Linked DNA regions of Homo sapiens: regions 1 and 2 are each linked to region 3. Evidence: chromatin loops called from intact Hi-C (ENCODE). Cell type or tissue: HCT116. All regions are shown on one strand. Each heading gives the region's core, and the rest is flanking DNA. Links, peaks and the distances in the headings are about the cores only.

What was found. A loop is a pair of places that touch in the nucleus more often than their neighbours do. Peaks named below come from ENCODE experiments on the same cell type or tissue, not always from the same donor. Only the 100,000 strongest peaks of a DNase experiment are listed, where the experiment ranks them.
Region 1: a loop joins it to region 3, with 9 times the contacts of the local background. A loop is called at or near these places in 5 of 110 quality-filtered maps.
Region 2: it touches region 3 in a loop (4-fold over the local background); 46 of 110 quality-filtered maps call a loop at or near these places.

What each region holds. Positions count from the first base shown.
Region 1 is chr6:119,254,557-119,262,933 of GRCh38, forward strand. All of the region lies in intron 5 of MAN1A1 (mannosidase alpha class 1A member 1), which reads right to left. Among named protein-coding and RNA genes, the nearest start is that of MAN1A1, 91 kb to the right of the region's middle. In HCT116, for the core only: no CTCF peak of the experiment used is centred there; DNase peaks (open chromatin) are centred at 1,135, 4,695 and 6,915; H3K4me3 peaks cover 2,681 bases; H3K27ac peaks cover 6,616 bases.
Region 2 is chr6:119,330,239-119,338,615 of GRCh38, forward strand. The region is part of intron 2 of MAN1A1 (mannosidase alpha class 1A member 1); the gene reads right to left. Among named protein-coding and RNA genes, the nearest start is that of MAN1A1, 15 kb to the right of the region's middle. In HCT116, for the core only: a CTCF peak has its summit at 3,626; a DNase peak (open chromatin) is centred at 3,672.
Region 3 is chr6:119,144,024-119,152,384 of GRCh38, forward strand. It overlaps a transcript of FAM184A not described here. Among named protein-coding and RNA genes, the nearest start is that of FAM184A, 70 kb to the left of the region's middle. RefSeq lists an enhancer at 3,422-3,491. In HCT116, for the core only: a CTCF peak has its summit at 4,666 (motif pointing right); DNase peaks (open chromatin) are centred at 3,468 and 4,688; H3K4me3 peaks cover 1,237 bases; H3K27ac peaks cover 3,226 bases.

The DNA of each region.
Region 1 (8,377 bases), core at 74-8,073, 110 kb after region 3:
CTCTATTTGGTGGGGAGGATTTTATAAAGTTAAGAGAGTCAGGTGAAAAATTACAGTTCATAAAATGTAATCCTTGCTAATAGAAGATATTTTTAAATGTCCACTAAAAGAAAATATGGTTTTTGTACAACTAGCAATCAGTTTGGGATGGGCAGACATCTAATGATCCAACAAGAATTTTCTAAAAGATTTTGCATTCTAAGGATTCTGATTACATTCATAACAAAAGTCAAAACAATGTAACTTGCTGAAAGAAGGGTGGTAAAATACGATGCAACAGTTCTTTCGAGCATGTAACTAACAAATAACTTTAAATAAAAACTTTTATAGCCTAAAGTTAAGAATTTCAAAATAACTACATGAAAACTGTATCTTTTCTTTACACGTAAGTAACATCATCAGTCTTATTGCTGTTTTTGATCAACGTTTTAAAAACTTCAAAATTTAAAATCTATCAAATAAACACATTTATCTTTTTACTTTACCCTGACAGATAGTATCAGACAAGGCTGTAAACAAGACATATGGTTTTCTTTGCCTTCCTAGTTTGCAGTTCCCTAAAGAACTATGTAGGAATATATACATGCCAGAGCAAAGAATAAGGAAAAAAGAAATGAATAAGAACAGATGGCTTTGGAAGGAAATATTTTCAGTTCAGACATGCTTCAGTTTGAAATACACAATCAATATCAAAGCTTTTCTTCAAATGCTCATGTTGAAAACTTCACCATTAAAAGATCAAACACTAGTTCACCATTTGTACAAGTACAGTTTACCTATTACTCATTTTCACTACATAAAGCTTTCAGCACAAGATGCCATAGACACAACAAATATCTTTGGCTGCAAATAACTAAACCCATATACTGTTAGTTGAGTTGATAAACTTGCACATAATATGGGCCAAAATCAATCACTAAACCAGTAAGTACTTATTAAGCTATTCTGGCTTTTTAGAGTAGACCCTTGAAAGATTTAAATATCAGAATAAAGGTATGTAAAAATAACTAATCCAGCAGAAACTTAGAGCTGGAAGGGACATCAAAGGTCATCTAGTTCCATAATCTGATACACAGATGAGGAAACTGAAGTTCAGAGAGGGCCTATTCTCCTAGTTAAATGCTCTGATGTGGGATGGTTTACTGCCAGCTACACCCAAGTGAATACCAGCTTCCTGTCATCTCAGAGACGGGTGATCCTTTTGATCCAGAGGGACTCTCCCCTGTGGGCACACATCTTTCTTTCACCGTCTCTTTCTTTCTTCTCATTCTGTTTCTGTAATTGATCAAAACCTAAAACCGAAGTTTTAAATTAAAAAAAATTATGTGTTGTATTTGTCAAATTTCATTACAAACTTCATTTTTTAAAAAAAATATATTTAATTAGATGACTGCTTTTGTCAATTACTTTGTTTTTCTCCCCTGTGATTCAATACAATTCAATTTTTAGCCTTCAGGCAATTAGATGAGAAGAGTGTTGCTTATTTTCCTGAAATATTAAAGCACAGAGATCTTCCCAACTTGTTTTTTTTCAAAATAAAAAGGCTACACATGCTATCCTGCCAATAACCATCAATTATAACCAAGAAGAATCAAGGTAGCTGTCCTTTAGTCTTGAGTTTACTAATATATAAAAGCATAAAATTTAAACAAAGGAAAACACTTCCAATTGTAAGCATAGTTTAAAAATCTAAATGTAGAATGTTCTAGTGAATAGGCACTTTAGATTTATCTAGCTTTTTAAAGATATTTATTCTCATGAAAAAATAAGAGGTAGTGAAGAGAAGTGGCTTTTATGCTATCTCCTAGTCAAAATGAGTAAATGTTGATAAATGAATGAATAAAATTGTATCTCATTATTTTTTTTTTTTTCATGAGAGAGGACTCTCATTCATTCCCTAGTTCCTGAATAGAGAGGGTTTTATAAAGTTAAGGAGGCAAGATGAAAAATGGGGAATGCTGGGAAGAACTTCAGGCTGTTGTTCAGGGCATGGATATCACCACTGTCCACGTGAGCAGCAGTAAATGCCATGTTCTCGTGGCAGTGTTTCCCTGAGCATCAGCGTGGTCAAGGCTGCCTGGGAACAGGCACACTGAACTAAGAGTCAGGAGCCCTAGGTTCTGGTTCAGGGCTTGCTACTCACCAGTTATGTCATAAAGAAAATGGGTCACTTCACTGTTCCAATTTTCTCTTTTGTAAAATGGGAACACTCGATAAGACACTTCCTGAGGAACGTTTCTGCTCCACAGGACAGGCTTATTTTAAGACTTAATAAGCATTTACTACATATTTACCAACGTGGTAAGGGCTATACGAGAGATACATGAGAAAAAATTAAATCCCTGATCTCAAGAAGCTTACAACCAGGAAGGTAAGTCAGCCATATAAAACCATATAAGCATAAGATATACAACACAAAACAATACAAACCATAGGTAGAGAATAAATTAAGTGATACATGCTGTAACTGTGGGAATTTTTTTTAAAAAGTGAGTTAGGTCTAGGGGGAGAGGTAAGGTTGAAGACGTGACACTTATATAGATGCAGGTATGTACTTATTTGGGAGAAGGTATGTACATGTTTGTGTATGTGCTCTGGATTAATGTGGAGGAAGACAAGAGATAAAGCAAAAGGGAAGAGGAAGTGCTTTTCATGATAGCGAGCAGGTGGAGAGCTAGATTACTAGGGTCTAGAAAATGGTGAGAGAGAGACAGATTAAATAAGATAAGCTCATGGCCTTAAATACCAGGAAGAGAAGTTTAAAAGATGGTTAAAAGAGCACATCAGATGTCTTAAGGAAGTCCTAACACTACTTTAGTGCCTCCCATTTATGGTAAGTGGAGAGATTTCTGGGTCATCAAGGTTATGAGAAATAGGGCAGGAAGAAAGGCAGTAGCTCTCATTGGTTATGGGACTTTTCTGAGTGTAAGAGGCAAACATATATGAACGACAACATCAAAAAAAATACTGTATTGGCTACCTGATAGAAGGAAAATAAATCTTAAGAAATAATTAGGGTCCTTTAAAAAAATTTTCCTCAAGAAGAAAGTATATGCTTTTGTACACATAAATAAGTAGCGGGCTGGGAGCAAGGAAATAGTATGATAAAAGTTACATGTCCTTCTAATATGCATTCAATATGGAAGTTAAAAAAGGGAGAGGAAACCCAATGGCTATACAGCTCTAGTGCTTCAAACTATTCTTAAGTGTACCACATGTGTTATTGTAGGCTTTCTAATTACTAAAATACCTGCCCAAGAATGATAAATAATAATAAATTACAGCAAGAACACCACAGTAATCCAAGTCATTATACAGTGCCTAAAGCTACTCATTCTATCTCAATTTTAGGTTTAAAAAATGGGCAAATCGCCAACATGACATTTAGAAAAATATGCAGTATATAGTGAATAATGTTTACACTAAATATGACAAATAATTTCTGAAAATACATTTCACATCAAAAGGAAGACATATTTTAAAAAATATAATGCCTACTAAAGAGATGGGAATTATGAAAGCACACATACTCTATCTGGCTATGATTTCTAACTGAATTTATGGACTCCACTACATAGATGTTAATATGTGACATCATAGGGTTAAAATTGGGGATGTTCTATTTACTACTGCTTTCAGACATCAGAAATCATTAAAATATACAAAATCCAGGATTGGTGATCTTTGTTCAAGAAAAAGACAAAAGAAAAAATGATAGCCTCATCTGTGCATATACAGTTGGACCTTTGTATCTGTGGGTTCCACATCTGTGGTATCAACCAGTTGCAGATCAAAAATATTTGGAAAAAAATGTATGGTTGCATCTGTACTGAACACGTATAGACTTGTCATTATTCCTAAACTACACAGTATAACAACTATTTACATAGCAATGACATTATATTAGGTATTATAAGTAATCTAGAGATGATTTAAAGAATACAGGAGGATGTACTCATGTTATATGCAAATACTGTACCATTTTATATAAGGTACTTGAGCATCTGTGGATTTTGGTATCCTCAGGGGGTCCTGAAACCTACCCCCACAGATACCTAGGCATGACTGCATATCATAATTCCCTGACATATTTTAGTTATGAAGCATTCTACACTAGTGAATTTTTTTCCTGTTAACTGAACCTCATCTCTGAAGAGCATCAAAATATTTATAGTTTAATAATTTATATAAGTTTTAAAGACATGTTTATCTTTTTTTTATGATTCGGTGAAATGTAGAATGATCCTGCCTTTACTCAGCATCACCATCATATGCATACAGAGCTGGGACTAGGTGATGGAGTTTTCCATTATCACTTGAACAGTCTGTACGATCTTGAACGCTCACTTAACCTCCTTTCTGTGCCTCAGTTTCTAAATAAGTGAATAGAGAATAATCTTCCCAAATCACAAGATGGTTATAATTAAAGGAACAAGTGTTTTTTAAAAGAGCAACAATAGTTATTATTCTTGGCTATAAGATAGTGGTTTCCTCAGGAATAATAGAAGGATACTAGGCCTTTTGTCCACACACTAAATGGTCCAAAAGCTGCTGAGCTTTCATGTCTGCTTTCTATAGTCCTACTGCTTCTTTGAGTTACTAGCTATCAGTTCATTACAATGAGACTTCTCACTGTTGTATTCATTCTCCTTCTGAGTTGCTGACTCATTTTGTAAACAGTTACCTGCACAAGGATCTGATAAGTCAAATGTCCTTCCTCTATCTTACGGTGAAGGGCACAAGCTTCAGGACATGGTCCCTTTTTGTGTCACATGCCTGAATTTGAACAATTAAACTCTATAGGTATGAAAGAGCAATTAATTACCATATTATGTAGTAGTAATAGTTTGCAAATTTACAAAGTCAACTGAATACCTATGTATACAGGTTTTGTTTCTTTTAAAAAATGTAAAATGTAAGCTACTCATTTTTTCATTCTATTTAAGCAAATGTAAACCTATCCAGTACACACCTAATACCATTAGGCAGGTGGTTTGTTATTTCTGCATAATCCTCCTTTATCATATATTATACACTGATACCTTTAAATTGCCTTTGGGTACAGAGTATATAGTTTTATTTCAGCTGACAGATGAGCATTTTAAATTATCAAATGGTGACACTGCTGGACAGAAAATTTGGCATCAATGCAATTTTTGTCTTATGTTTGTGTCCCTCCAGGCAAGTTAATTAAACTCTTAGTCTCAGTTTCCTCATCTACAAAATGGAAAAACATATTTGTACACCTTGAAACTTAGAGAAGTTCTCTTTTTCCCCATGCCAATATTAAATTTTTATTTTCTTAAACAATGAATACATTCTCATTATTGAAAAATCACAAAATTAGACATAAAATATAGAATCTTATTAATCTTGTCTACCCAGAAATAACTATTAACATCTTAAGTGTCTAAATGGTATTGATTGCATTTTTTTAAAAAAAGATATTGTTCTATATATACTATTTCATAATGTTTTAAACCCATCCCTACCAATTTAATCTACATTGTATACAACATTCTATATCAGGGGTCAGCAAACATTTTCTATAGAGGGTTAGATAGTAAATATTTTAAGCTTTACTAGTCACATACTCTGTCTCACGTTTATTTTTAATAATCCTTTAAAATTTAACAACCCACTCACAGCTCTGGTAGTATAAAAACAGGTCTTGAGCCAATTTGGCCAAAGGGCTGTAGTTTGCTGACCCTTGTTTCCTATCACTGGATACATTTCTGTAACATCTTTTTAAAAATAGCTGTATCATACACTAGTTCTGGTATAATAAGGATACACCAGAACTTATTTAGCCAGTCTTCTATTAGTCAATATTTAGGTTTCCCTTGTTTTGATATTACAAACAGCTTAGAATGAACATCCCTGTACATACTTATTTGTATATATAACTATTTCCTCAGGTTAAATGTTTGAAAGTGCAATTTCTGGTCAGCATTCATTCAATTCATTCACTCACTCACTAACTATAGCTGTAGGGTCAAAGTAGCCATAGACAAAATGTGAATGAATGGGCTTGGCTATACTTTGCTAATCCCTGAATTTTGCTAATTTACTTGAAAGCATCTTTATCTTTTTTTCATTTAGAGGCTTTAACATATTTTCATATATCCCATTTCATGACAACACTGCATCTGTTTTTAATAGATCAGTGTTATATTCTTACAGTACTATAAACAACTCAATGAAACAATGCCCTGCCTTAATAACGATCATCATCAGAACATCAAAATGTCACATAACTCAGTATCTTTTTTATTAGAAGAGTTTTGAAAATATCAGACTGAAATAGTTTGGCAGGCAAATGCCTCTTTAGAATACAAACACAAATAATAACAAGAAACATAATTTATGTTGTCCATTGTAGCTACTCATGCACTATCTAAATGTCTTGTTTTTTTATTGTTTTTTTTTTTTTTTTTTTTGAGATGGAGTCTCGCTCTGTTGCCCAGGCTGGAGTGCAGTGGTGCGATCTCGGCTCACTGCAAGCTCCGCCTCCCAGGTTCATGCCATTCTTCTGCCTCAGCCACCTGAGCAGCTGGGACTACAGGCGCCTGCCACCATGCCCGGCTAATTTTTTTGTATTTTTAGTAGAGACGGGGTTTCACCGTGTTGGCCAGGATGGTCTCGATCTCCTGACCTCGTGATCCACCCGCCTCCACCTCCTAAAGTGCTGGGATTACAGGCGTGAGCCACTGCGCCCCGCCTATTGCTTTTTAAAGCTATTGCACACACGCACATATTTCAACATAGTTGAAACTTTCTAAATTACAAACTTTCAAAAAGGAATTGCTTGCATAATTGACCTTTTAAAAATGTTAATCCATTTATTCAACAAATATTTATTTAGTGCCTATGTACTTAGGCACCAAGTTGCACAAACACTTGGGATACGTAAGTAAACATGACAGCTGTGGTCAATGACTCATAATAACACTTGTTTTTGAAGTGTAACACTGGAAAAATGTGATACATAGGAAAAGGATCAAGTAATAACTTCCACTCCTCTTCAAAAAGAAAATGAAGACAAATACTATGAATACTCCACAAGGTAATCAGATAAATCCTCACCATCAACCTTACCACATACAATTGGCAAATTTAGAAAGAGAATAGCACAAAACTGTAAAGAAAGTTCATGGAAGTGTTTTTGAAGATCTTAAACTCAGTTTTAGATAAAACTGACTTTACCCAATATGATTTATGTACATTACATGTATATGTTTTCTTCTGAGACTGGCCAACATCCTGAAGGTTATTGTTCAGACAAGAATCATCCTAAGTAGTGAAGTAACTGATCTATTAGATTTGTTGAAAAGGACTAGTTCTAAAAGAAAGAGTGAGATAGCAGCATGTGTGTTTAAAAAAGATCCAAAGCTCTAAGTGGAAAAAACATAGGCGGGCAAGGGTTAAAAGGGAAATAACAGAAGTGATGGTGGATGGCAAGGCAAGGGTAAAAGGGAGTAACAGAAGTGATGGCAGATGGGTGGCAGTGCAGAGTCCCGTCCTGGGGCCAGGCACCAAACACCGGCTGTCTATAAAACCCACAGAATCAAGGTGCAAAAGAAATGGAGTCAAGCTGTTTCAGCACTAAACAAATACAGCAACACACTGTTTAAAAACTTAATGTCAATACTGAACATTTCATTTGCTATAAAATAGAGTAAAAGTGAGGTACTGTTACTCTGGCCCTAATTTTAGTCACTCCAAACCAGTACCATTGAGGGCAAATGGCTGATAACCATGGGAAAAAGAAACTATCTTATTTTACGCAGTGATAATAAAAACAAATAAACAATTCTGGTAAAGGTCAACATGGATCTTTAAGGAAATAAGATTTCAAAAGCCTGTTTAAAAAACTTCATTATATGGCTATTATAAAAAGTAAAAAAAAAAATAAATAAATAACAGAAGCTGGTGGGGTTGTGGAGAAAAAGGAATACTTACTCACTGCTGGTGGGAATGTAAATTTAGTTCAGCCATTGTGGAAAGTAGTTTGGTGATTTCTCAAAGAATTTAAAACAGAATTACCACTCAACCCAGCAATCCCAGTATTGGGTATATACCCAAAGGAATATAAATTGTTCTACCATAAGGACACATGCATGTATCTATTGTGCACTGTTCATAATAGCAAAGATACAGAATCAACCTAAATGCTCATCAGCAGTAGACTAGATAAAGAAAAGGTGGTACATAAACCATGGAATACTACACAGCCATAAAAAATGAGACCATGTCTGTGAAGGTTAATACTGAGTGTCAACTTGATTGGACTGAGGGATACAAAGTATAAATCCTGGGTGTGTCTGTGTGGGTGTTGCCAAAAGAGATTAACGTTTGAATCAGTGGGCTGGGGAAG
Region 2 (8,377 bases), core at 74-8,073, 190 kb after region 3:
ACCTCCAATTGGACATCTTTCTCCTCTAATGCCACATATCCTAAACCACATCCATTACCCCTCTCCACTCCTCTCTCTCTCCTGACGATTCCAACCATCAGAAAACCCGTGACCCAATCAGGAACCCAAGAACCTCTTTATCTCCATTTCCTCTCTCACTCTCCATTTTTAAGTGCCCACAAAGTTCTATAAATTCCGGTTTTAAGTATCTCAAGGATCTGTTCACTTTCTCTATCTTCACTACCCCTTTATGCATTTAGGCCATCCTCATCTCTCACCTGGATTACTGCCGAGCCTTCTAACACATGTCCTGGACTCCAGTCTTATCCAAAAATGCAGATTTGATATTATTTCTGCAACTTGAAACCCTCCCATGGTTCCTGATGATCTCAGGATAAAGTCTAAACACCTGGTCAGACGCCTTCTCTGCTTCATTTCTGTGGCCCACTTCCTCTTCTCAGCACTACTACTCTGGCTCAGTCCTCTGGCTGCCCTGGGGACCTTCATACATTCCATTCCTATCCTGCGGCCCTCTTCATCTTGCCTGCAACCGGCTAATTCCCACTCATCCTCAGGTCTAATACTTTACTTCATTTAGAAAGTGTTCCTGAACCCCCTAATCTGCCAGAGTTATGTTCTACTCCAGGTTCCCATAGTAACTCTAGGCCCCTCCCAGGGTACTTGTCACAGGGCCTCCTTACTCTCTACCCCTTTGGGCTCCATGTGGGCAGTGGTGATAATGGTCTTGTTTACTGTCATCTCTCCAGTGCCTTGCACAGGGTGGTACTTCTAAATATTTGTAGGAGGGTTGTTGGAAGTGATTCTTAATCTGATTTATTAAAGGAAAATATTAAAATTAAAAAAAAATTATTTGGGTTTGAATGATAACTGTATCGCCCCATTTGCAGAAAGAGTTATACTGTCCGGATCTCTTAAGATCAATTAAACAGAGCCTTTGTTGTCACTTCTATATACAACTTGACTGTCAAGTCAGTAACAATATATTATTTTGACTCATAGAATTCTTTTTGGTGATATACCTCACTGTGAATTTAAAATTCATACTGCATTTTTGTTAATGTGGTCACACTTTATAGAATCTCTTGCTTAAAAATTAAATAATTGTAACATTATGTATCCTAAACTTTAGGAGTCATAGTTGCCCCAAGATGAGGGAGAATAAAGGAAGCAAATTTAGATTTGTTTCTTCCAGTGACAATTGTTTTTCTCTTGATTTAAACAACTTTCCAGAACCCCCAATAACTTTCATTAATGCTTAAGGTATTATTTTAGATAATTATATACACGCACATAACCATGTACATATTATGCATATATATATATATATATATATATATATAATCAAGGGGATATAAACATACATGAACACATACTAGTAAATATAGTTGTTAAGTTGAGCACAATATTACTCTTGAGAGGCTTTTCCAAACAAACTGAGCATTGGTGTTGCTTTCAGAATTAAAGCATGTTGTCTGCCACAAGCTGGGGTGGAAATTGTGCCAGTCCTCACCTCACTTCCCTTTACTTCCTTCTCAGGCAGAGGAGTGACTGCAACAGGAGTCCTGATTCTTTATTCAAGGTGGGTAAGATCTGAGCCTGCCAAGGCCCCAGGGGATATGGGGAACCCAGCAGAGATGAGTGCACAAGAAGAGGGTGGGGGCAGGGACCAGACAGACCTGGATTTCAACCTCGCAGGAGCTGCTCGACCCTGGGCAATTTGCTTGCCCCTTCCTGGCTTCAATTTCCTATGTATAAAATGAGGAGAATAATGTCAAATACCCATATTCTGAGAAAAACCAAATACTTGTTGTTCTGAGAATTTAATGAGAATATGTACATAAAGTGGTGAGCATAGTATCTAATAGGAAGTGAACACTCAACAAATGGTATCCTGTAGTTACTGGCATACTTTTCACCATTCCAGAATTAAAACTGCAGATAAAGGAGACAAAATCTATGCCAAGATGATATTTTAAAAATCTCATTATTGATTTCCTTAATTATATATAATAACACTAACTGATGGTATAAAATCAATTAAGGAGCCACTCTCAGAACAGGAAGAATAACAAACACATTCTATTAGGAGAAAAAGGGAATACATGATGGAGTATAACTGAGAAGCTGCACTTTTTATTAAAAGTATAGTTTTAACTGTTGCCTCTGTTTTAAACCTAGAGAAAAAGAGAAAATTATCAGACATTGCTATTATTGCTGTTGTTATTCATAAACCAAAAATACTTGGAAATTAATAGCTGAGGTTTAAGAGCCAACTGGCCGGGCACGGTGGCTCACGCCTGTAATCCCAGCGCTTTGGGAGGCCAAGGTGGGAGGATCACCTGAGGTCAGGAGTTGGAGACCAGCCTGGCCAACATGGTGAAACCTGGTCTCTACCAAAAATACAAAAATTAGCTGGGCGTGGTGGCGGGCACCTGTAATCCCAGCTACTCCAGAGGCTGAGGCTGCAGTGAGCTGAGATCATGCCACTGCACTCCAGCCTGGGCGACAAGAGCAAAACTCCATCTCAAGAAAAAAAAAAAAAAGCCAATTGAGGAATATAATTTTTATTTTAAATATGAAGGCAAAATTCTTTTTAAAAGAGAAATATCTAACTTGGGGACTTGGTATATACCAGTGGAAGACTCCGGGCTGCATAACACACAACAGACACTTATGGCTACTAATGTGTTGTGTGCCCCCGGGGTTTGTGAAGACAGGGCACTCCAGAGTAAAGTAAAGGAGCAGAGATCTCACCCTGAGGTGGAGGAAGAACCCTCCCTCCCTGCCAGTTTGGTTTATTACCTTCAAATCAGCCCCTGAAAATGCTGTCTGCAAAAATCCCTCAGTGTTTTGGAAAACACTAGCAACACGGGTGATGCATGAGATTTCAAATCAATCAAAGGCATTACTTCCTAAGACAGCTTTCGAGCAATTCTATTGATAATTAAAGGTCCACAAATATGCTAACTAATCATATAACTAGACAGCTTCCTCCCTCAGGAATTCTAAAAGGTAGGAGTGAGTGCCCACAGGTCAGAAAAAGGTGATCCTTCTGAACACCAGTGGTAATGTATGGAATTCACCTCTCAAGGTTCCAGGAAGCGAGAGGGCTGCTCATTCCCTGCTGCCAATCATAGTCAATTACTGAGTATTAAGGTGACTAGTCTTCTGACGTGTGTAACATATATAATACCACTTCTGCAACTCTCCTGATGTCTGCCTTTGCACCATTAGTACCGCCTCTCTCCAGCAGAACACACTGAAGGATGGAAGATGATTAAGAGCATGGGTAAAGTACCACAGAAAAAGACAGCTAATACTAAATTAAGCTAATTATTAAGCTAGAACTAACACCTGATTACCTGCAGCATATCTGGCTATAAAATCCTCAACCTCTATTACCAGATCAGTCAAAAGTGGAGAATTTCTGTCAAAACCTGTATTTATCAAGAATACATAAATTCAGACTAGTTTTCTAATAAATAATCTACTCCTGGTTAACTCAGACCAATACCTGGTATTATACTTTGCCCATCTTCTTCCTAGTTTTCAAAGAAGTCCCTTCTAAATGTCTAAATTCTAGTGCCTTTACCTTATAAAAACCTAGGGTGTAATTCTTCAGATCACAGGTGGGTGGAGAACTACAACCACAGAAGCAAATACACTGACTTCCCAGACTCTCAGGTATATTCTAATAGGACCGTAGTTAAAGCTTTAAGCAAGAAGCAGATGGAAAGCATCACCATCCCCAACTCTCCCAAAGACACCTGTTTTAAACTTCCTATTTCAGCTCATCCTACTATGCTATATCTTGGAATATAACTCTTTTTTCAATTTATAAAATTACAATGGTTTATTTTCGATCAATTTTAGAAACATTTGACAAGGTATGGGAAGTAAACAGAAATAACCTTTGATTTTAATTTTCCTATTTTCTTTACCATCAACAGCAAGCAGATTTTAAATTCTAAGATTGAAAAATATAGACCTAGGGGGATTTTAAAAAGCTTGGGAAAAGAGACCCAAATATCCTCGTGCCCAACAAAGAATATCTTTCCTTTTATTAGTTGGTTTTTATTAAACAATTCCTGCCTTGAAGTCTAACATGAAATACTTTAAAAGTTAAAAATTATATCATAGATTAAAAGCTTTCTATTGTTTTAGGTTGAATCATAAGAACTTAAGTGTACCTCGTATGTTAAGACTAAAACAGCCAAAATGTTCTTCTGAAAATCTTTAAGAGTATAATGTTCCAATAAAAGGAAGTAAACTTTTAGAACATTAGTTGGTGTTCTGTTTCCAAATCTAATCCTCCAGGCATAAACTACATTTAAGGAGCAGATTAAAACCACCCAAGAACAAATTATTAATTCAGTTTTCCATTTCACTCTTGAATTCTTGTCTTAAATGCACTAGGAATCTCTGCTGCCAATGTAGTTAAAGCTGCAGCAGCTCTAATAATCAACGGATATTATCACAAAGGGTGGATACATCCTAAAATGAAAGCACCATATGCCTAATTATTGAGCTAAATTTACACATGTAGTTATCTCTGAATGAAACATTTTCAGCTTTTCAGCTCACAAAAATTATTTCTTTCTATGCCCTGAAGGTATTTCTCCAGATTTCTTTATCCCTGGCTTTCTTTCCTCCCCACATATCTGAGTGTTGTGTGACAGCAGGCCCAGAAGTCAGAAGTAACTGGACACTGATGAATGAATGAGGAACCACTCCATTCAACACCCTCTCTATGGTTTTCCTGAGGATGAGCATCCCTTCTGTGTAATAACAATTCTAACAAGGCAAAATAATGCTTACTTTCCTGCCATAGGAAGTGAGAAATTTGGCAACAACAACTAAAAGGGGAGGCAACAATAGAAAATAGAAGCTATTGGTCAATACAGCAATACTGCAGCCAAAACATACTTTTCTTTCCTGGAAATGACTTTCTGAATCCAATTTACCTACCAACCCCTTTCCTTATCACTCCTACCAATTCCTAGCTGCTAGTAAGTACATACTATGTATTGAATAATGAATGATACATGCCAGGCATTGCGCTGAGAGATTCACATACATTTTCTATTTTAATTCTTACAACAACTCTGAAAAAGAGGAATTATTAACTCCATTTCAAAGGCGTGGAAAGGGAGGACAGAAGTGTTTCTACTCTGCCATACTGCCTCACATTTATAAAACATTTTGTTGATATACTTAATCTGGGTTACATTTAGGATGAATTGCCTTTTATTGTCAAATTCTGGGCCACGGACCTATGAGATAAAAAAGGTGTCCCCACTTCTAGGGTGTCTGAAATCTACTTGAAAGATAACATATATGCACACAAAATCAGTGACACACAGGCCAAAGATAGAAATAATCAATAACATGGGAATTTGGAGAAGGGAGAAATCAGTGAAGGTTGAGAGTGTAGAGAGGGCTTCATGAGGACATGGATTTTGAGCAAGTGAGAAGACTCTCCTTTTGAGAACCATAAAGTAAACAAGGTGAAATCCTAAACGACATGTGTTCTGGAGATAGTAACTATGTAAGTTTTGTGGAAGCACAGTCCTTCCTGGGAAGTAACAGAGATACAACTCAACAAATAAACTGATGCAGATTTACAGAAGACTACGGATGCCAAGCTAAACATTTGTGACTTCACTGTGACTTCATTCTAGAGCAAAATGTTTTTCTAGCTGAAGTCACTGGACCAGAAGCATCAGTATCACCTAGCAACATGCTAAAAATGCAAATTCTGGGGCCCACCCAGGCCTACTGAATCAGAAACTCCAGGCTTTCAAAATTTTTTTATTATTATTTTTTTTGAGACAGAGTCTCACTCTGTCACCCAGGCTGGAGTGCAGTGGCACAATCTCGGTTCACTGCAACCTCCGCCTCCTGGGTTCAAGTGATTCTTCTGCCTCAGCCTCCCGAGTAGCTGGGACTACAGGCTCACGCCACCACACCTGGCTAGTTTTTGTATTTTTCGTAGAGACAGGGTTTTACCACGTTGGCCAGGCTGGTCTTGAATTCCTGGCCTCAAGTGATCCTCCCTTCGGCCTCCCAAAGTGCTGGGATTACAGGTGTGAGCCACTGCGCCCGGCACCAGCAATCTGTTTTAACATGCCCTCCAGGTGATTCTGATGCATGTTGAAGTCTGAATCATTACTTTATAGGAAATGGAGGACCATTAAAACCTGAGTTGGGCAATACGAGAGAAGTGATGTTTTAGGAATATTAATAGTCATCTGTAGAATAAACTGCAAAAGGGACCACTGACAAATGCATAAAATTCATTGAGCCTCTACCATGCAATTATTTATATGACACAGCACTTTTCAGGAGAAACAATATGAAATTGGGAAATAGAAAACCAAGCTTCTTTCTCTTTCTCAAAATATCACACCTTCTTAGGGAGGAACATGTTTATGTAATTCTGATTTCTCTAGTGGAAAATAATAGCTAACCTATGACTTTTCATTTTAGTGTGGTACTGTAAGCATTACTCATTAAGACACCTTTATCTCTCAAAAAATTTTGCCAAAATGGAAACAAAACAAAACCAACTCTAGGTATATCCTGTATAAAATTGAAATACAAGAAAAATGGCAACCCTTATTAAATACTGTCCAGTATTCTAGGTAATAAAGAAAATAAATGAAGACTCTACCTACTTTAAAAATAACATATCTAAAAAAAAAATACTGGCTGTAGATATAAACACTTTTCAATAAAATAACAGAATCTTTATATTCGAGTGTTGACCTTTAAAGGAATCTCACAATCATCTACATTTATTTCAGCAGTGTTGTATTTGGTCAAAAGACTTTTTTTTGTTTTTGGCACCACTTTCACCAGTTTACAGTCATATAAGAAAATGAATGCAGTTTTCATTTTATAAATCATTCTGGAAAACAACTTGAAAACTGGAAAAGGCATTTCCTATATTCATTAGTCTCTTTATTCACTAGGTCTGATTCTAAATGACTTCTGACTGTTGTAAAAAAAAAAAATCAAAAAGACAAAGACTTGTAGCCCATGAGTATATACATTAGAAAGGACTTCAAAGATGAGCGGACACCACTTCTGGAATACCAGATTACTTAGCGCGAAATCACACTTAACCTGAGTAACTCCTGTAGGCATGTTTATTTCAAAGAGCATATTCATTCAACAAATACATACTGGGCCCTATTATGGGCAGGGCCCAGAGCTAACTGATCTGTTGGACACATGGATGAATAGGGGAAGCTCTTTCTCCTGCCCTCAATATGATAGTTCTGGAAGGGACGGACGACTGCAAAGAGCCAATGTCATAGAAATTCTGTATTCTTGGGAGTTAGGGAAAACAGAAGTACTTCCAACCCTACACTGTGGCTTTATCTTATTACTGATGGAATACTTAATAAATCATCATTTTTATTCACCCTAACTGCTAAAGCAGCTTTCAACAGTAGTTAATAAATCACCTTCATTTTCTATTCTCCTCAACCACCCCACCTTTAAAGCTACTGAGTTCTTCATTACACATTCTATGTTAAGTAACCACAGGAGGATTAAATAATGAAGACTAACCAAAATGCTTAATATGAGTGAATGTATACAATGCATTAGATATATGCCAATTATAAAATACGTTTTTTACTACATAAAGTTCATTTTATACTTCCTAATAAGAATGCCTTATAAAATTGCTGACTTGGGCTAATAACTCCTTAAATCACAATATGGACTTCTCAGGCATTTCTAATTATGAGCTGAAAACCTGTAGTTGGCTAGATAAAACATTCAACACTGCTAGTTGACTAAAAAAAAAAAAAAAGTCTCCAAAAATAGCACTGTAAATATTCTAAAATTACTATCATGTCTAACCACAATTTATAAAAATAATATAGTACATTTATGTCAATCGTTATTCATCACGTTAACACAGTGTTATAGCCAAATTTAAATAGTTCTGGCGCTTGGCAGACTTTTATGAACCAAGGTCAGAATATAAATACATTTTGAAATATGCAGCTCTTCACTATCTTAAAAAACATGACTAAAAACATTTGAAGGATTTAGGGTGGAAAAAAAAAAGCCCAAACTTCACACACAAAATATCATGCTTTTCTTTAAAAATAAAATATCTTTGACAAAATGCATATTTATCCTATTTACAACACTGAAGGCCTCTCACATACAAAAGATTAGCCTGCCTCTTCACACATAAGAACAAATATTTCTAGGAAATCTCATGATTTCCTTTTGGTTAATTTTTCTTCTTTAAGAATTCAGCTGTGTAAGACTTGCCATTTTCTGGCATCATTAAAATCACTTCTGAAATTCTATTTGGACTACTTTTGATCTT
Region 3 (8,361 bases), core at 362-8,361:
GAACAGGCTGGTTTCCTCATTCAAGGAAATATTGTTTCTCACGCCTGTAATCCCAGCACTTTGGGAGGCCGAGGCGGGTGGATCACGAGGTCAGAAGATCGAGACCATCCTGGCTAACGCAGTGAAACCCTGTCTCTACTAAAAATACAAAAAAAAAAAAATTAGCCGGGTGTGGTGGCGGGCGCCTGTAGTCCCAGCTACTCGAGAGGCTGAGGCAGGAGAATGGCGTGAACCTGGGAGGCGGAGCTTGCAGTGAGCTGAGATAGTGCCACTGCACTCCAGCCTGGGCCACAGAACGAGACTCTGACTCAAAAAAAAAAAAAAAAAAAGAAAATATTTTTTCTGCCTGCCTGGGACTTGCGTCCTATGGAAGCATTCACAGAAAGGGGGCTGCCTAAATTGCTCCAGTGGGGCCTGGAAGCCGACAGCTCTGACAGGTGCTGGCTTTGCCCTTCACGCCGGCACACACTCTGCCACTGTTAGTCCAAACTGCTGTTAGAGTCAGCGTGGCTCAGGTGTTTAGCATCTGCTCCTGAGACTGACAGTGCTAGGTTCTTTTCTCAAAAGACTTGGGGAACAAACTCTTTCTTTGCTAGTAGGTGAGCGATTCTAATTGCATTTCTTCTTTATTTTGCTAGCTTGTGGTGAAGATAAAAGTCATGAGAGTCTTTTCTATGGACTGTCCCTGCCTCCAAAAGCATGCTGCTTAGTAGCAGAGCTCTGGCTAAGAAATGGGAGACAGTGCTGAGCTGCTGCCAGCTCCCGTGACGTGCCCCCTGGCCTAGGGGGTGGTAGATGGGTGGTATATGCCTCTATTTTGTTTGCACCCCTGCTTGTCTTTGTGTCACTGACATACACATTCACAGTCTGATTTACTTAATGTCTGCAACTAATTCTACTGAGAGTTTACAGAGTGCAAAAGGGCATCATAGATCAAGCAACATCATCGCGTTATGTGATAAATGTATTGGTCCTTCTCTGTCTGGCTCTCCAGGTCCACTCTCCACCCTTCTCTGCTGACCTCTAGGCATGGCATGTCCAGTGCTTCCCTTGTGCTGTAGCTGCAGCTGGTTTGTTCTTGAGTGGCACTGGCCAGAGATTGGCAGGCAGGAGGAGAATCCATCCATGGCAGGTATTCTCTCTGCTCCCTCTCTGCTGGTCCCTACCAACATCGAGACCCCTGTGGAGGGTTGGGTGGAGTGGCCTATCATGGCCACCTCTCTCCCCAGGTTGCAGCAACAGCTTCCTCCCATTGTCTGCTAGGCTGTAGGGGTGTAAGAGCTTCCTGTTGTTGCTAGGCCCTGGGAGATAACTATCTTTTATTGGCTTCTTTAGCTCTTACCCACACTTCTGCAAATACACCCTTCTGTCATTAAACCCTTCAATCACTCCTTTGGGTACGATCTGATTCCTGCTGGGACTCTGACTCAGTGAGTGCCAGGAAAAAAATACCACAGAGAACCAAGGGGCTAGGAAACAGCAAATAATATCAAAAATAAAAGTGAAAAGTTGGTTGATACACTTAGGTTCACTGCCTCACTGGCTGGCGTTTTTGACATGAAAGGCCCTTTGGCTTGGTTTCTTATTTTCAGTAGTCTGCAAATCTTTTAAGGCATCCATCCTCTGTATATTTCAACCACATTCCTCTCCACAAATAAGGCGTGAGTGTTTTGAGGACCAACTATTAGGAAGAGTTATGCACCAGTGACCCAATTCAAAAGGATAATAGTAATCATACTGATAACAGTGACAGCTAATATTAATATTTATTGTTTATCATATACCAGGCATTGTGCTAAATCTTTAGGTATCATCTCACTGAATCTTCACATCAGCTCCATTAAGCAAAAACATGATTTTTACAGGGAAGGAAATCAGACTTACAGAGGCTAAATATTTGCACATGATTTTACAGCTAGAAGTTGAACCGAGGCAATCTGACACCAGAGCCAGAGCTCTTAACTAGTATTGCACAGGTATTTCCCCAAATGTGGCACTAGTACCACTAGCGGCATAGGAGACCATCTGGGGACAGTCTATGGGTGAAGAGTTTGATTTGTTTAGTTATGTATTTATAGTTAGGATTACCTTCTATTTATGACAGGTGATATTGACTTTTCATTTTCAATAGTGATATAATTTCCCTTTCAAAATAAATATAATTAAAAATAAATAAATAAATTTAAAGGAAAACATTGAGGAACTATGTAGGCTGAGTATAGATATGGCCAAAATTAATGACTGAAATTTGGGGAACTCTGTACATTCCACACTGGCCCGCAGTGTGCTCCACATGTTCACACAGAACAAGACTGCTAGAAATGAGAAAAATTATATACCATCTGCTCTTCAGTGCCTTTCCCGATTAACTTACGTGTGTGTGTGTGTGTGTGTGTGTGTGTGTGTGTGTGTGTGTGTTTATTTGGAGACAGAGGCTCGCTATGTTACCCAGGCTGGAGTGTGGTGACGTGATCACAGCCCACTGCAGCCTTGAACTCCTGGGCTCAAGCGATCCTCCTGCCTCAGCCTTCCAAGTAGCAAGGACTACCAGTATAAGCCACTATGCCTAGCTTAAATCACCCATATTTTCCCATTTCCAGATACTATTCATAATACAGTCAGTTTTGCTATAACTAGGGTTTCGGTGTCACCAATTGGCTCATATGAATTTGACAAATAAGGAATAATGTCAGCATAGTATGGGGGTTGTTGGTCGACATGTATCTTTTCCCAGATGAGAGATGCTGTAAAAATGGGAGTAGAGTTAAAATCACTAGCAGGAAAGGAATAGTCACCCTCTCCCCTGGTGCACAGATTGGAGCTCTTCCAACTCTCCTTGAATTAAAAAGGAGTGCCTGTACCCAGGGTTTCCTCCCAGAGATGTGCACCCCCAGGCTTGCATTTATAGCTCTTGCCCTTTCCACATGATAGTCACTACATTCCAGAAAAAAACAAATGTAGTTTATTATCAGGATAGAGCCAGGGCCCCAAACCCTAGTTAGAGGCACTAAGACATCCAGCGGGGGCAGTGGCAGGCTCTGTTTTTTTTTTTTTTGTTTTTTTGTCTCCCAGATGCCTACAAAATGTGCCACCCTAACATCAATACCACGAACACAAGCACCACTTCCTCCTCTTTCTCCTGAATCTGAAGTCTCTTCCAAGTTCCTCATCCAGTCATGACTAAGGCAGCAAATAATCAAGTTGCTTCAGCTACATAGTAGTGGCTGGAAGAGGGTTTAGCGTGGGTGCATCCTAGCTGTGGGTCTGATCGATGATACAACCTGGTATTAACCGCTGGGCTTCCAACTGGTCCTGTCCCCTTGAAGACTTGATTCTGACTGGGGATAGGGTGGGGTGGGTGGGGCCTTTTGCCAATTCCAACTCCTCATTGTTTGCTGACATAAGATGAGGGCTCCCAACCCCCACCACCTCTTGCCAGGCTGATCCTTGCTTGAGTCATAGCAGGGATGACTCAGAGATGATAGACTGAATCTAGAAACAGACCAGACCACATGTAAAAATAGATCTTTGACCCACTCTCTGTACCAGAGAAGGAAACCAACCCCCTTATGTACAATAAATAACCCAGGAAGTCAGCCTGCTCGAACTCAGACTTGTAGGAAGCCAGGCTGCTGTCTCTGGTGACAATCCAGGAAGCTGAACAATAACTTCTGTAACAATCAGCCAGAAATGGCCAGGACCTGATTAATAACGGACAGCTTCCCTAACTTTTGTCACCATTTTAAATTTAGGAACAACCAGAGAAAGCCAAATCTGTACCTACCCCTAACCAATCACACAGTGTGCCCTGCTTCCAGTTAGCCCACCTGCAGCTTCCCCAGGCCAACAGCCTCCCATCAGGGCACACCTCAAGACTTCCCTTTTTTTCCACTCTAAAGCTTTCCCAGTGCTTTGCCTGTGATGGGGTCTCTGACAAAATGCAAGTGATGGTGGCCAACTTCATTGCTATAGCAAGCTCAGAATAAATAGCCTTTGCTTTTTCTCATTTGGTTGGTCTTTGTCTATTTCCATGGAACCTATAACCTGCTTACTGTCAACCCACCCACCCTAGTTCCCTGCCTAGCAATGAAACTCCATACCTCAACTTCTCCTATATGGACAAGATTTCTTCCTCTGCTGGGAAGAAGATCGTGGCCAGGAGAGTGTCAGCAGAAGCACTTTCCTGGGAAGGAGCCCAGGCAGGGCTTGGCTGGACTTCTGGTGATCTCCTGAGTGAGGTGCATGGAATGCCTGTCTTCTTCTAAGAGCCAGTGACCAGGGAAGACTGTAACTGGGTTTTAGCTCCAGTTGCTATTTTATTTCCCAGTCCCACCTACCCCACGAGAGTTGGAGCCTAGCCACATTCTTCTCAGTGATGAAAGTGTTGCGTATGAACCCAAGCCCACTAGTATGGCCCTAACCCCCACTGGGTAAATGTCCTCTCTGCCAGCTGCCTGTCCCCACGGCCAAGTCCAACTGTCTGGATTCTCTTTGTCCCGCCCCTGCTCTGCCTGCAGGGAGCCTCTCAGCTCTTTCTTTCTTAACCCCTTCCCCAGCACACTATTGCTGCCAGCATCAGATGTGTGACTAGCCAGCACTGTTCTATAAGCCTCCCAACACCATGAAACTGGAATCATTCAGTCATCCTGCCAGGCTTAGATCCAGCAGAATTTTTGAACAGATTGAGAAGTGGCCACATGATGGCACTATAAATCTAGCAATGCCCTCAGAAAGTTGGCAAACTGCAAAGCTCCAGGGAATCAGGATCTGTATTTTTTTTTTTTTAATGAATGTCAGAAAAGTGAAAACTGGTAATGGTCAATAGCCCCCAGAAAATCTTGATCTTATTTTGCTCAGGATTCTTCCTGATCAATGGCCATTTGTTTTTGACACTTGCCAAACATTAGCTATCCCTCTTCAGCACGCATCCCACCGCCCAATGCTGTCTTCGCTTTGTACTCAACGCATGCACATTTCTGTTCTAAATAGTCTGCCGGTTGCTATGAACACAAAAATAGACACACAAAGATTTAAGAAAGATGGAAATGTCTTACCTAAGCATGAGTGAAATGATTTCTTCTTTTGTTTTGGTCCATCATTATGCTAAATAAACGGAAGCCTTTTCCCTCTTCACACGCAGAGCTGAGCCAATCACAGGCACAAATGAAAATTGCCTATCTCTAGAAACAAATCCCTTGGCCGTCCTGGTTGATTAGTCATTACACATTTACATAGCACAGAAAAGGTTGCCCAGGTAATCATACAAACATTTGATATTTTCCCATGCCTTCTCTTGGCTGATCCAAATTCTTTGGAATTGAGATTTTTTTGTGTACCCTTTTAAAAATGAGCACTGTGAGATTTACTCAGACCTCTGATTTTTTCATGTGAGTGAATCATAGCCTGGTATGCCCTGAGCTTTGCATGAAAGGCAGCACAGCACAGTGGAGAAAATACATCTTCAGGCTCAAGTGGTGATGGGTAGTGGCCGGGGGCAACCTGAATCCTGGCTCAACTCTTTCTTGCTTTCTTGGCCAGCTGCTCTCTACTTCTTTGACTTTCAATATGCTTATCTGTGAACTGGGATAAAGAGTACTGAACTTCTAAGTTTTTTTAGGGGACTAAATGAGATAATGTAATGTATGTAATAGGTGTTCAACCAAGGGTAGCTAGTATTCTTCTGAGTAGAGTGGATGACTCCAGTGTGTAACCTATGGCCAAGCAACTGAAAGGTGGAGAAAGTTCCTCATGCTCTTTTGGAAATCTCATGTGGTGATTAAGAGCATGGTTTTTTGCATCAAACTGTCTGCATCCATACCATAGTTCTACTATCTTTGTAGTAGATGCAATAGAAAAGCGTAAGCAAAGCTTTCTAAGTCTCACCGTCTTGGTTTGTAATGTCAGTAATCATAGCCCCTGCCTCATGATGCTGGTGTGAGCCTGAATGAGACAATGCATGTGTTAGGGGTTGGTTTGTGTCCCAGAAAACGTGTTGAAGTCCAAACACCCAGTACCTGTAGGGTGACCTTATTTAGAAATAGAGTCTTTGCAGATGATCAAGTTAACATGAAGTCATTAGAGTGAGCCCTAGTCGAGTGCAACTAATGTGCTTATAGAAACAGGAAATTTGGACACAGAGGTACCCACACAAGGAGAACACTGTGAAGATGAAGGCACAGATCAGGATGAGGCATCTGTAAGCTAACAAATGCCCAAAATTGCCAACAAACGATAAGATGCTAGGAGAGAGGTATGGAACAGGTTCTCCCCGACAGCCCTCAGAAGGAACCAGCACTACTGACACATTGATCTTGGACTTCTAGCCTCCAGAACCGTGAGACAATACATTTCTGTTGTTTAAGCTCCCAGTTGGTGGTGCTTTGTTATGGCAGCCCTAGCAAACTAATACAGCATGGATGTATGTGACCCAGGGCATGCCTCCTAGTAAGCAGCCAGTAAATGTTCGACACTATTGCTGTTGATGTGGCTAGTGAGATCTCCACTTTATCTTTTTTATTTATGTATTTATTTTTGAGATGGAGTCTTGCTCTGTCACCATGCTGAAGTACAGTGGCATGATCTTGGCTCACTGCAACCTCTGCCTCCCAGGTTCAAGCGATTCTCCTGCCTCAGCCTCCAGAGTAGCTGGGAATATAGGCGCACACCACCATGCCCAGCTAATTTTTGTATTTTTAGTAGAGACGGGGTTTCACCATTTGGCCAGGATGGTCTCAATCTCTTGACCTTGTGATACATCCACCTCAGGCTCCCAAAGTGCTGGGATTACAGGCGTGAGCCACTGCACCCGGCCACCACTTTTTCTAATCAGTAGCTTTGCACAGGAATATTCCCAGCTGGTTTCTCCTACCTGTTACTAGAACCCACTTTTCACTGTGATGCTTAAACATGTGCAGAAAAGAAAAGAATATCCAAAAGCAGATTTCGATCAAGCTGTTGTTTAGATTTTTGGACCATTTAAATACCTTGAGCAGAGATTATTAAATAGAAAGGCCAGTGTATAAAGAATGGTTTTATACAAGGTGAGGGTAGAACCAGACAACACCCGTGATTACATTGCGAGGTGTTTTGGCAGATGTCAGATCCATGGCTAACACAAGACAAACCAGCAGTACCGAGTGTGGGGACGTGGATTCCTGATTTGCTGTTCACGCATCTCTGGGGAGGGGAAGTTCACCTCATGAAAGGCACATGATTCATAGCAGGGCTCCTTGGTGGCTGCTTTTTTTTTTTAACACTTGTTCTGCAGCAGCACAAAGGAAACAGTTTTATTCTTTAATTACTTGATATGAACTGTCTCACTGATGACAACTGTGCAGAAGTCTTGCAGAACCTATCTGGCCTGTAACTTGAGTTTGGATCTTGGCATCCTAACTGTCTGTAAGCCATCAGAATCTCTAAAACCACCTACACAGCAGAGAAGCCTGTACAGCTCCTGACTCATAGAAGGGTTCAATAATAAGTATTCGGTGTTAGAATAAATGAGCTGTGGGCCAGGTGCGGTGGCTCACGCCTGTAATCCCAGCACTTTGGGAGGCTGAGGCGGGTGGATTGCCTGAGCTCAGGAGTTGGAGACCAGCCTGGGCCACGTGGGGAAACCCCATCTCTACTAAAATCCAAAAAAAAAAAAAAAAAAAAAAAAAAAAAAAAGATTAGCTGGGTGTGGTGGCGCATGCCTGTAATCCCAGCTACTGAGGAGGCTGAGGCAGGAGAATTGCTGGAACCCAGAAGGCAAATGTTGCAGTGAGCTGAGATAGTGCCACTGCACTCCAGCTTGTGCAACAAGAGTGAGACTCCATCTCCAAAAAAAAAAAAAAAAAAAAGCTGCAAAAATAAATACATATTTTACTAATACTTGATTCTGGGACATAAAGATCATTAGGACAGCTTTATAGGAAAATATGCTTTTAAAGTTTGAGGTAGGAAGCCTTGGTGGTCTTTTTTTTCTGGAGAAATTAAAATTTCAAGCATTTCCTTCCTCTCATACATGCTGTGTACAAACCATCCCTAGAAATGAACTGTCTGGAGTATTTTATTTCTTAATTAATCCAGTTTTGCTATTTGGTGTAAACAGGATGATGTTCAGGCTGAATGAAAGAACAGGAAAGTTTAGGGGATACAATTCAAGGAGGAGTTTCAACTCCCTCCACATCTGCTGCTCTATTTTGCTTTAAATTAGATTTTAAAATTAATTTAATTTTTCATTTGAAACTGCTGCGCTCTCCACCATCTCTCTTTCTTTTCTTCCAGTAACTGGTCCTCCTCTCTGTGGCCCTGGTACTTCCCAGAGCAAACACTGCATCATCTGACAGTTCTTTTTCCATCATTTTTTTTTTCATTACT